2 separate regions of the Homo sapiens genome follow, and region 2 is linked to region 1. A link is an interaction called in ENCODE POLR2A ChIA-PET data of the cell type or tissue named here. Cell type or tissue: Panc1. All regions are shown on one strand. Each heading gives the region's core, and the rest is flanking DNA. Links, peaks and the distances in the headings are about the cores only.

Evidence for each region. ChIA-PET counts read pairs that join two places held together with the same protein. Peaks named below come from ENCODE experiments on the same cell type or tissue, not always from the same donor. Only the 100,000 strongest peaks of a DNase experiment are listed, where the experiment ranks them.
Region 2: POLR2A ChIA-PET joins it to region 1 with 6 read pairs; 2 of 35 experiments call an interaction of 5 or more read pairs at or near these places.

What each region holds. Positions count from the first base shown.
Region 1 is chr11:38,886,925-38,892,317 of GRCh38, forward strand. No RefSeq gene overlaps it. Among named protein-coding and RNA genes, the nearest start is that of LINC01493, 240 kb to the left of the region's middle. In Panc1, for the core only: no CTCF peak of the experiment used is centred there; no DNase peak of the experiment used is centred there.
Region 2 is chr11:39,153,541-39,158,933 of GRCh38, forward strand. No RefSeq gene overlaps it. Among named protein-coding and RNA genes, the nearest start is that of LINC01493, 510 kb to the left of the region's middle. In Panc1, for the core only: no CTCF peak of the experiment used is centred there; a DNase peak (open chromatin) is centred at 2,743.

The sequences.
Region 1 (5,393 bases), core at 56-5,055:
CATTCAGTACACACTAGGCACAACTCAGTGCTGGAATACCACATAGAGCAAATAAGGGGATGGCTATTACCTTCATAGATCCTCAATTTAGTGGAATACATAGATATTAATTCCATAAAAATAACTGGAAAATAGACACTATGATAGGTGGTATGTACGAACGTGACTTGATGCCATGCAGCTTATTAAAGTGGATGTTGTTTTGTTTCTTTTGAGACAGGTTCTCACTTTGTTGCCCAGTCCGAAGTGTACTGGCGTGATCACTGCTGACTGCAGCCTGAAGCTCCTGGGCTCAAGCTATCCTCCCACTTCACCCTCCCCAGTAGCTGGGACTACAAGCATGCACAACTGTAACTAGCTAATTTTTTTTTTTTTTTTTTTTGACAGAGCCTCACTCTGTTGTTGCCCAGGCTAGAGTGCAGTGGTGCGATCTTGGCTCATTGCAACCTCTGCCTCTCTGGTTCAAGTGATTTTCCTGCCTCAGCCTCCTGAGTAGCTGGGATTACAGGCACCCGCCACCATGCCTGGCTAATTTTTTTATTTTTAGTAGAGATGGGGTTTCACCATGTTTGCCAGGCTGGTCTCTAACTCCTGACCTCAGGTGATCTGCCTGCCTCGTCCTCCCAAAGTGCTGGGATTACAGGTGTGAGCCACCACCTGGCCTATTTTTTTTTTTTTTTTTTCGTAGAGACAGGGTCTCAGTATGTTGCCCAGGCTGGTTTTGAACTCCTGGCCTTCAGTGATCCTCTCATCTCTGAATCCTGAGTCATTGGGATTGTAACCATGAGCCACCATGCCTGACCAAAAGTGTATTTTAACATAACTGTAAGCAAGAGATTAAATGACCCATAGGAGTTAAAAAGAAAAAGAGAGGAGAAAATATATCCCAGTAACAGCATTCAAGAAAAACTAATTTAAATCCATTTTGTCTGACTTACAGAAAATTAAGGAAGAATGGTTCAAGACATGGCTACCAAAGTTAGTTGGACTATATACCAAGTAGAGCCAGATCCTCCTTGTGTTAAGTATAAGGAGAAGAGATCAAAATATTTAAGACTTTGCTGATAAGATATGCATTTTGAAATGCTCACTCTGGTTTGACTGCTGCCTAAAGAATTACTTGGAAAGGAGTACACTTACTCTATAACAAGTTATAAATTAAAAAATTATATAACTTTATGCCTGGGATTTTTCATGGCCAGCTGCTAAGTTTAATAAGAAAGTTTGAGAGATAAAGTAACTTTTATAATTACTGACAATTGATTTAAAACAACCAAAACTTACATTAATTCCAAATATGTTGTTTTCATGATATATTGACATATGTTTATTAGATATTCTATCCAAACTAGCTAAAATGTTTGCGCTCTTTGATCATTTGTGTCATATTTTACTTTCGATGTTTCTTCACATAGTTTCTTATGGCCCGCCACTTCTTGCCTCTCCATCCACTGCGCAAAAAGGTGATGTCTTAACACTCTCAATGTCAATGCAATTTGTGTAGGTTCTACTTGCACACTTCCAATATGTGATAACTTATTCAAAAAACAGACTAATTTTTTCTAACACACTGCAAATTTTGTGGGCGTAGCAGTAATAATTTGATGTTTTCCTTTCACTGATTCTGACTTGATGTCTTGATGTCATAAGTAGTTAAAGATAATGCTTTAAAAATTGTTAATATTCTTTACCAATACATTACTTTATATTATTGTATATTTCTGAAAGCATTACCTCCTACATAAAACATTGCCTTATTGAACAATATCAAAAAAGAAGTGACCAGTTTTACCTAGTACAAAAGTTTACCAGGCTAAGTTTGGAAATCCTAGAGAGGAGAGAGGAAATGAATTCGGGACATATATTCCTCCTATTTAGGAGAAATAGAATTTTTAGTTTTAATAAAACCATTTGGGGTCAGAAAGGTTTGTCAAGGTAGGCATATATATTTTTAACCATTTTGTAATTGTAAGAGAATCATAATACAGCCATAAAATTCAGTTATTCTAAAAGCCAACATAGTTTTTTTTATAAATGTGAATCAAGCAATATTGTTCTACTTAAAACTCTTCAATAAATTATCATTACACATAGATTAAAATACACATTTGTTACTACACATAATATGATCCTACACGATGAAGCTCCTGTCTCATTCCTTACTACTCTCCCCACAATACTATGCTTAAGCTGCCAGGTCTTAAATATGTCAAGTTCATCTCTGCTTTGAGACCTTGGCACTTGCTCTTCCCCTCTCTGAACTGTTCTTCCCACAGAGCCTCATAGGTCTGAATTCTTATCACTTACACCTAAGCTGAAATATGAGCTGCCTTCCATGAGCCTTCCATGAGCACTTCCAGTCACCCTTTATCACATTACACTGTTATATATTGTTCCTAGGACTTCTCATTATTTAAAATTATCATATTTATGTATTTGCTTATTATCTGTCTTCTTCCATAAATAGATGTTCCCTAAAAACAGACAATGTATCTATCTGGTTAACTATTTTACTTCCAGAGTCACCTGTCCTCTAGCAATACTCAATAAATATTTGTTAGATAAGAAAACGAGTGAACAAGTAACTAAATAAATCACACCATTCTAAGGTCTCCTCTGTACCACTACTTCAATGCAGTTGCAGCCACACATGATTACAGATCTTTTCATTAACAAAATTCACAATGCTTATTTACTTTTCAGTTTATGATTAAATATGTTCAGAAATAAATATACAGAATTTTATGGCATTATCTGATAAATAAAACAAAGAGATTCAAATAACTATTTTTATCTGATGGGAGTAAAATTTATATCAATATATTTCAGACAAATCTAATTATTTAGTAATCCATGCCTTCACAGAACTATAAAGGGCAGCTATTTTTCAAAAAGTATGTTAGTTTGGATATTACTAAGTGTAAAAGAAGAAAGATTGAGAGGGTAAAACATTAAGAAAACACTTCAGGTTACCTGCTATACTAGATTAAATTAATATTCAAGCTGTGATTGATCACGATTGTTTGAAAATAAAATGGTGACTTAAAATTTTCCTAAGTGTCAAATTAATTGTGATATTTTATTTATCCTGTTATAGGTAGATAGACAGACATGAGTGGAGCAAGAGAGGGCTCTCCCCTCACCACCCACTAGAAATGTTGGGTGGTGGATTCCACAATTTATTGCGTTGCCTCTCCAAAAGTGATAAACTGGCTGTGGCGCCAGAAAGAGGCCATTTCCTGATGGTCCACACCTGTTAACATCAAAAAATTAACTGAATGTAGGCCTCAGGCAGAAGCAACATCCTCGGCATCCACATTAAGAGACAAAAATGATGAAGTATGATCTTCCAGGTACACGCCTCTGGAAAAGGGAAGAAAGCCCTCAGATGGGCCTGCCTGTAACTCCCTACACACACTGCCATGCTCAATTCCAAAGGATGAGGAACACACTGCGCATGTGGGAAGCCCACCCTAAGGAGGGAAGAGTCGCGGGAAAGAGGCAAGCCTGTAAAAGTCTTAGGATCACGGATAAACGGACACTTGACCAGCTCTCAGTTTAACCTTCAGGTGCCCTCTTGGATCCCTTCCAAGTGAACTTTCCTTTCTTCCTGTTCTAAAGCCTTTTAAGTAAACTTCCACTCCTGCCCTGGAATTTGCCTGATCTCTTTTTCGGCTTTATGCCCCTCGGTTGAATTCTTTCTTCTGAGGACGCAAGGGCTGAAGTTGCTGCAGATGCCTATGGATTCCCTGCTGGTAACTCAGGATAATTTAGATCTCTTCCACTGCTAATAATCCTATTCACATTAACCGGAGGGCCAAATGGATCCAGTGGATCCCTAGCCAGACAATCAGTCAGCAGACACCCACTGAGTAATCATTATACAATGTGTTTCGTTAACATGAGAAAAGCAAATGTTTACATATGTGCCAGTTAGGGTTCTAAGAATTTCGCATATATTAACAAATGTAATCTTCATGATAACCCTTCACAATAACTGTAACTATCCTTATTAACAGACAAGGCGAAGTGACCTGCCCAAGATAAAACTCATCAGAGCTGGGATTTGAACTTAGGCAGTCTGACTACAGCTTTACACTCTTGACCACTGTACTATCCCACTTCTCACTCAATCCTCTTTTTTCTGAAAATCAAAATAAATAGCTGAAGAATAAAGTCAGATGTGACTGAGAGAGCTGGAGACTTTTAAAGTCATATCCGGAAAGTCAGAACACTGGGAAATACAGAAATAAGAGTAATTATGTACACTTTTAAATGATTCAAAGAAATTTAATTGAATTTCGAAGAGATAGATTTTTGGCTGTTGTCTCTCCAACTAATTTTGCCCAGCATTATTTGAACTTGTAGACAGATTTGTCAAGTTCTACAAAAGACAGCAAATAACTTTCGGATAACAAGTAAACTTTGCTGTATTTTTTTAGGCAAGTTCATCATGCATGAATTTCACATCCTCTTTTAAAAAAGTACTGCAGTGTAAACACATTTATGAAATGTCTACTGCTAAAGAAATCATGTAGCCTAGTTTACATGGTTTTACACATATTTACACATTAATTGGACATTATAAAAACCCTACTTTTATTAAAAATGAATTTAAAATTCTACAGTGACATGTGAAAACAAAATAAAGATATGGGTACCAGTCCCAGCAATATTACCATTTGTGAATTAAACTTTTACCAAAATGCTTAGTTTCCTTAGAAACTATTTTTCTAATTTTATGATGAGGTATGGTACACTGCCACTGCTTTCATCTGCTCAGTATCATGTTCTCTGGGGAATTTTCCAAGTTTATTCTTTTTAATTCTGGTAGTTCTTATACTCATGAGTCAGTCTCTCTCTCTCTCTCTCTCTCTCTCTCTCTCTCTCTTTCTCTCTCTCTCTCTCTCTCTGTCTCTGTCTCTCTCTCTCTGTCTGTCTTTCTGTCTCTCCCCCCTCTTCTCTCTCTCCTGGAAATGTTAATCTTTAGGAATTTATCCAGTGCCAGAAAGCAGGCAGCTGGTGATGAGTATTTTGTAGCATGTAGAATAAGGTACACTAGTCTCTGCTACTAAGATTCCTGAAGCAGTTGTGTGTCCTGTCTTTTCCAAACATGACTGGACAATTTCTCCAGCACTGTAATTTACCCTCTATCTTCTAAAAGTCGACATATTTATGCTGGTATCAATCAGAATTTCTTTAAACCTTCTTATATGGTTTGGCTGTCTCCCCACCCAAATCTCACCTTGAATTGTAATAATCCCTATGCGTCAAGGGTGGGGACAGGTGGAGGTAATTGAATTATGGGAGCAATTTACACCATCCTATTTTGGTGGTAGTGAATAAGCCTCACAAGATTTGATGGTTTTATAAGTGGGAGTTCCCTGGCACAA
Region 2 (5,393 bases), core at 96-5,095, 270 kb after region 1:
CTGTCTCTACTTAAAAAGACAAAAATTAGTCAGGCATGGTGGCGTGTGCTCCTAGTCCCAGCTACTCTGGAGGCTGAGGCAGGAGAATCACTTGAACCTGGGAGGCGGAGGTTGTAGTGAGCCGAGATTGTGCCACTGCACTCCAGCCTGGATGACCAGAGTGAGACCCTGTCTCAAAAAAAAAAAAAAAGAAAGAAAGAAAGAAAAAAGAAAAAGTTACTCTACCAGTGAATTTCCAGAAGAAGAAATAGTAAAGTTCTGGTACAGACAATGTCAGTGTTCTTATATCTGACTCAGGTACAAAAGACTCATCAATCTTCCTAGGAAACATTTTATAGATGGCCTAGGAGAAGGAGATTTCTAGTGTAATATGCAAAAATAAAAATGTAATATTCTGGAAATTAATAATTAATCTGGAGGAGCTGTGGTATTTTTAATAGACTGGTAAAAATGTTGATTTACTTTAGAATTTTGATTTAGAGCGAAATCATGTCACCAAATGTATATTAGCAGCATGCAGCACAAGTTAAAAAAGTACAGAAACTAAGAAGCACAAATGATTTAATGTATAGTTATTTTTATTTCTATTCAAAGTGTTACCATATTTAATACTTGCAAATAATACTTCTGTATAATGACATAGAGGAGGAATTCTCTTTAGCTGTTTCATTTATTATTTTCCCACTAATAAAGACTATCATTTATTATTCCTGATCCTGTTTTTAATTGTGTACATTATTGCTTATTATTAATAACACTTTTACTAATAGATTTTAATGAGAAGTAAATAATTGCTCCATTAATATAATCACAAGATTATATACTTGTCATAAACTTAATCCTCAACTACTTTCATTAACTATTTATAGGATTTTAAATTGCATTTATTGGGTTTATTTTATATGCAAGCTCTAATATATTTAAGTTTACAATAACTGTTTACAAGGCCCAAATTGCCGTATTTTTTCCCAATCTTTGAAAATGTATTCTCTAATTATGTGATAATAACTATTCAGTGATAGGGCAATTATAGAGTAATTGCTATGTCATTATTGAGTAATAACATTGTAACACCATGAAATTACAGGGTAGATAAATACATGGCGAATTTTACATACTAAAGCATAGTACAGAAAATCAAATAATTATATTGCACTGCTTTTCTACGGTACAGAAAATCAAATAATTATATTTCAAAGCATACAATAAATCACACTAATCAGTTTTCAGTAGATTTATATAGTAAGAAAATTGCTTCAAAGCAAAACCTCTATTGCTTTTTTGGTTAAAGAAACTGGCTTAGTTTTTGTGGTAAAGCAAGTAATGGAGATAGAGTGTGTGATTAAGCATTTATGTTTTTCTTTAAATATCATTACTTATATTACCTTTTACACTCAGTAAACATATTATACTACAAAAGTCAGCTTTCTCAGAAAAAAATTCCCACTGCTATTATTTTCGTGTCATTCTCTCACCGAAATGGACACTAAAATAGAGACAATCAGCTCTTATCATTTTAATTTGTATGCTAAATTTACATACACATTTTCACTTGTATGAAACAAACAAAAAGAGTCTACTATGGAAAAGTAGTTTCTCAACTTCAACTGCATATTTTTGCAAGGCTTTAATGTCATGAATGGCAACAGTATTCTAGGGAAAACTCTCCTGGATCAAAGAAGAACTAAATTCATAACAAGTAAAATGATTCTAGATTAGATTCTGGGTCACAAAGAAAACATCTATAAAGGATATTATGAGGAGAATTGGGAAAAAGTGAATTTGGGTTCAAATACTAAGTAGAATTATTGAATTGATGTTAAGCTTTTTGATTGTGCTACGTTATATTGTTTTTATATTGAAGAAAATATTTATTCATTAAGAATTTATGTTCTATCATTAACCACAATGTTCTACCCACTTCAGTTTTAAAAAAACCAAAAATCTGTGTCTATATATACACACGCACACAAACACACACACACACACAAAATGAAGGGCTGAGGAGAGAAGGAAGAAAGAAAGAGAAAGCAGTAATAGTAAAATGTGAACAAGAAGGGTAAAGACAAGTGGGGGGTGGAAGAGAGAGCGTAAAAAGAAAGAGAAAATTATATATAGATGATAAATACAAGGATGCTTATTGTAGTGTTCTTGAAACACTTTTAGGTTTAATTTTTTTATATAAAATTTAAGGAAAAGTTTCATTTACCTTTTAAGTGTATGAGAGCTTCACTCGGTTCAACCAACATATTCTGACTGAGTGGGAAATACCCAGAAGAATAACACAGGGTTTCTTTTTTTCTTTTTTTTTGAGACAGAGTCTGGCTCTTTCGCCCAGGCTGGAGTGCAGTGGCGCTATCTCGGCTCACTGCAAGCTCCGCCCCCCGGGCTCACCCCATTCTCCTGCCTTAGCCTCCGGAGTAGCTGAGACTACAGGCTCCTGCCACCACACCCCGCTAATTTTTTGTATTTTTAGTAGAGACGGGGTTTCACCGTGTTAGCCAGGATGGTCTCAGTCTCCTGACCTCGTGATTCGCCCGCCTCGGCCTCCCAAAGTGCTGGGATTACAGGCGTGAGCCACCGTGCCCGGCCAACACAGGTTTTCTTTCAGTCAGGAATAATAGTTTCTTGATTAGCATGGACATGTATAGAAATTACCACATTCTACAGATTCATAATGTGTTACTTATCTTGAGCTTGCAAACTGCTTATGAGTGGCCCTAGAAAGGAACTGATATAGTCTGGACAATGACTTCATAAATCCTAGATTTGCATAAGAAGACAAAAAAGTGAGGAAACCCAGGGATCTTAAGTATAACTAAACGTCAGTGATACATCACAGGATGTTTAAACATATGTTATTCTTTACCTAGACTTCTTTCTTCATGTGTAGTAGTGCATCCTTTCATTTGATTCAAGTCCCTTACTGTTTTATACACTCCAAAATATTTCACTGTGATTCTAGAACTCATCATGATCTTTCATCATTATATATGCTGATATATTCTCAAAATTTTTCTCTAAGTATATTCCTATCTAGCTAAAAATAGCCATAACCTGACGATATTGCTTTAGCTGCAGTCGTTCAAAGTGGCAGCTTTCATTGATCCCCTTCCATAGCCAACCATATCTTCAGACCTAACTAAACTCTTAGGTGAATTTCTCATTGCTGCTACTAGGCTAGAGGATGGTAAACTTGTTCTAAAGAGCCAGAGAGTAAAGCTTAGGCTCTATAGCCGATATATGGTCTCTGTTGTGGCTGCTGTTGCTGCCTCCTTCATCTCCTCTTTCTTTTGTTTGTTTGTTTGTTTGTGTGTCAATAAGAACTTTTTTTTAATACTTTAAGTTTTAGGGTACATGTGCACAACATGCAGGTTAGTTACATATGTATACATGTGCCATGTTGGTTTGCTGCACCCATTAACTCGTCATTTAACATTAGGTATATCTCCTAATGCTATCCCTCCCCCCTTCCCCTTCCCCCACCCCACAACAGTCCCCGGTGTGTGCTGTTCCCCTTCCTGTGTCCATGTGTTCTCATTGTTCAATTCCCACCTGTGAGTGAAAACATGCCGTGTTTGGTTTTTTGTCTTTGGGATAGTTTGCTGAGAATGATGGTTTCCAGCTTCATCCATGTCCCTACAAAGGACATGAACTCATCCTTTTTTATGGCTGCATAGTATTCCACGGTGTATATGTGCCACATTTTCTTAATCCAGTCTATCATTGTTGGACATTTGGGTTGGTTCCAAGTCTTTGCTATTGTGAATAGTGCCGCAATAAACATACGTGTGCATGTGTCTTTATAGCAGCATGATTTATAATCCTTTGGGTGTTTGTTTGTTTTAAAACACACACATACACACACACACACACACACACACACACACACGACTTACTTTAATTGGCCACACAGGCCAAAGTCTGGATTTTCCCTATAAGCTATAGTTTACTCAGCCTTGTTCTAGACTATAATTTCTTTTTTTCCCCCTAAGAGAAAATTTATTTATTATCTTTAAAGTTATCATCTATTGTTCTCCCAGTTATCAATCCTCATTCACTTTAGCATTTCACTCTCCATCCCTATTCCAGTAATTATTTCTGCAATTACAGATCCATACATAAGATAAATGATCCATTCATCAGTCTTTTCTCTCAGTTGCGTGTATATTTGTTTTCTGTTTTATATCTTTCCCCAATAACTCAAAACTACACAACTTCCAAATCTCAGGTCCAGACATCTTACTCTCTTTTCACTGTCTTCAAAGTTTCCAACTCACCACTTCTAGTCACTCCACACAACAATTACACCACAGAAACCTAGTTTATATTGACTGTATGAAATTTTTCTATTGTTTCCTCTCCTCATATTCTCACTTTTATTTCGGTTTATTGTTATAATCATTGCCTTACACATATCCACAATCCTTCTGCCAACTGTACTCTTCTTCATTGTAGTCTACAAGCAAAACACAGCTATGCTAAGATCCAGCACATGGCTTTTTCTGTGGTTGCAATGAGAATCAGCTAGGAAAAATACACAACTGAGCTGATTTACTAGTGATCTAAAACTCGGGTTTCCAGTGTCTCTCCTCAAATTGTCAATAACACCTCCTTCATCCTTACTCTCACCTTAGGACCTTACTTATTACGTTATTGAAGCAATTAAGAAGAGAACACTCACAATTATCCCTTCCCACATCTGTAACTGTGTCTGTATACTCTACCAACCATGCTGTTGTTTGACTGGAGCGTACTTACTCCCATTTCAGGGATGTACACTGGATCCCATCCCCTCTCACTTACTGATGGACTTCACATCCATAATTTTCTTCTTTCATTTTTTATTTATTTTCTGTGTGTGTGTGTGTGTGTGTGTGTGTGTGTGTGTGTGTGTGTTTTGAGACAGAGTCTCACTCTGTCGTCTAAGCTGGAGTGCAGTGGCACAATCTTGGCTCACTGCAACCTCCACCTCCCGGGTTCAAGCCATTCTCCTGCCTCAGCCTCCTGAGTAGCGGGGATTATAGCCGCCCGCCACCATGCCTGGCTAATTTTTTTGTATGTTTTAGTAAAGATGGGGTTTCACCATATTGTCCAGGCTGTTCACAAACTCCTGGCCTCAAGTGATCTGCCTGACTCAGCCCCCCAAAGTGCAGGGATTACAGGTGTGAGCCACCACACCCAGCCCATAATTTTCTGCTTCTGTTTTGTCTCATCAACTTTTCTTGCTTTACTTGAATGCTACTATCTGGATAGAAACCTGCTTTATGATCTACAATCTTAAAAAGAAAGAAAAATCATCCCCTGATTCTGTCTTTTTAACTACTATTCTACTTCTATGCAATCCCATGTAACAAAATTCAGAAGAAAGTTTCCTTAAGAAGCTACCCTGT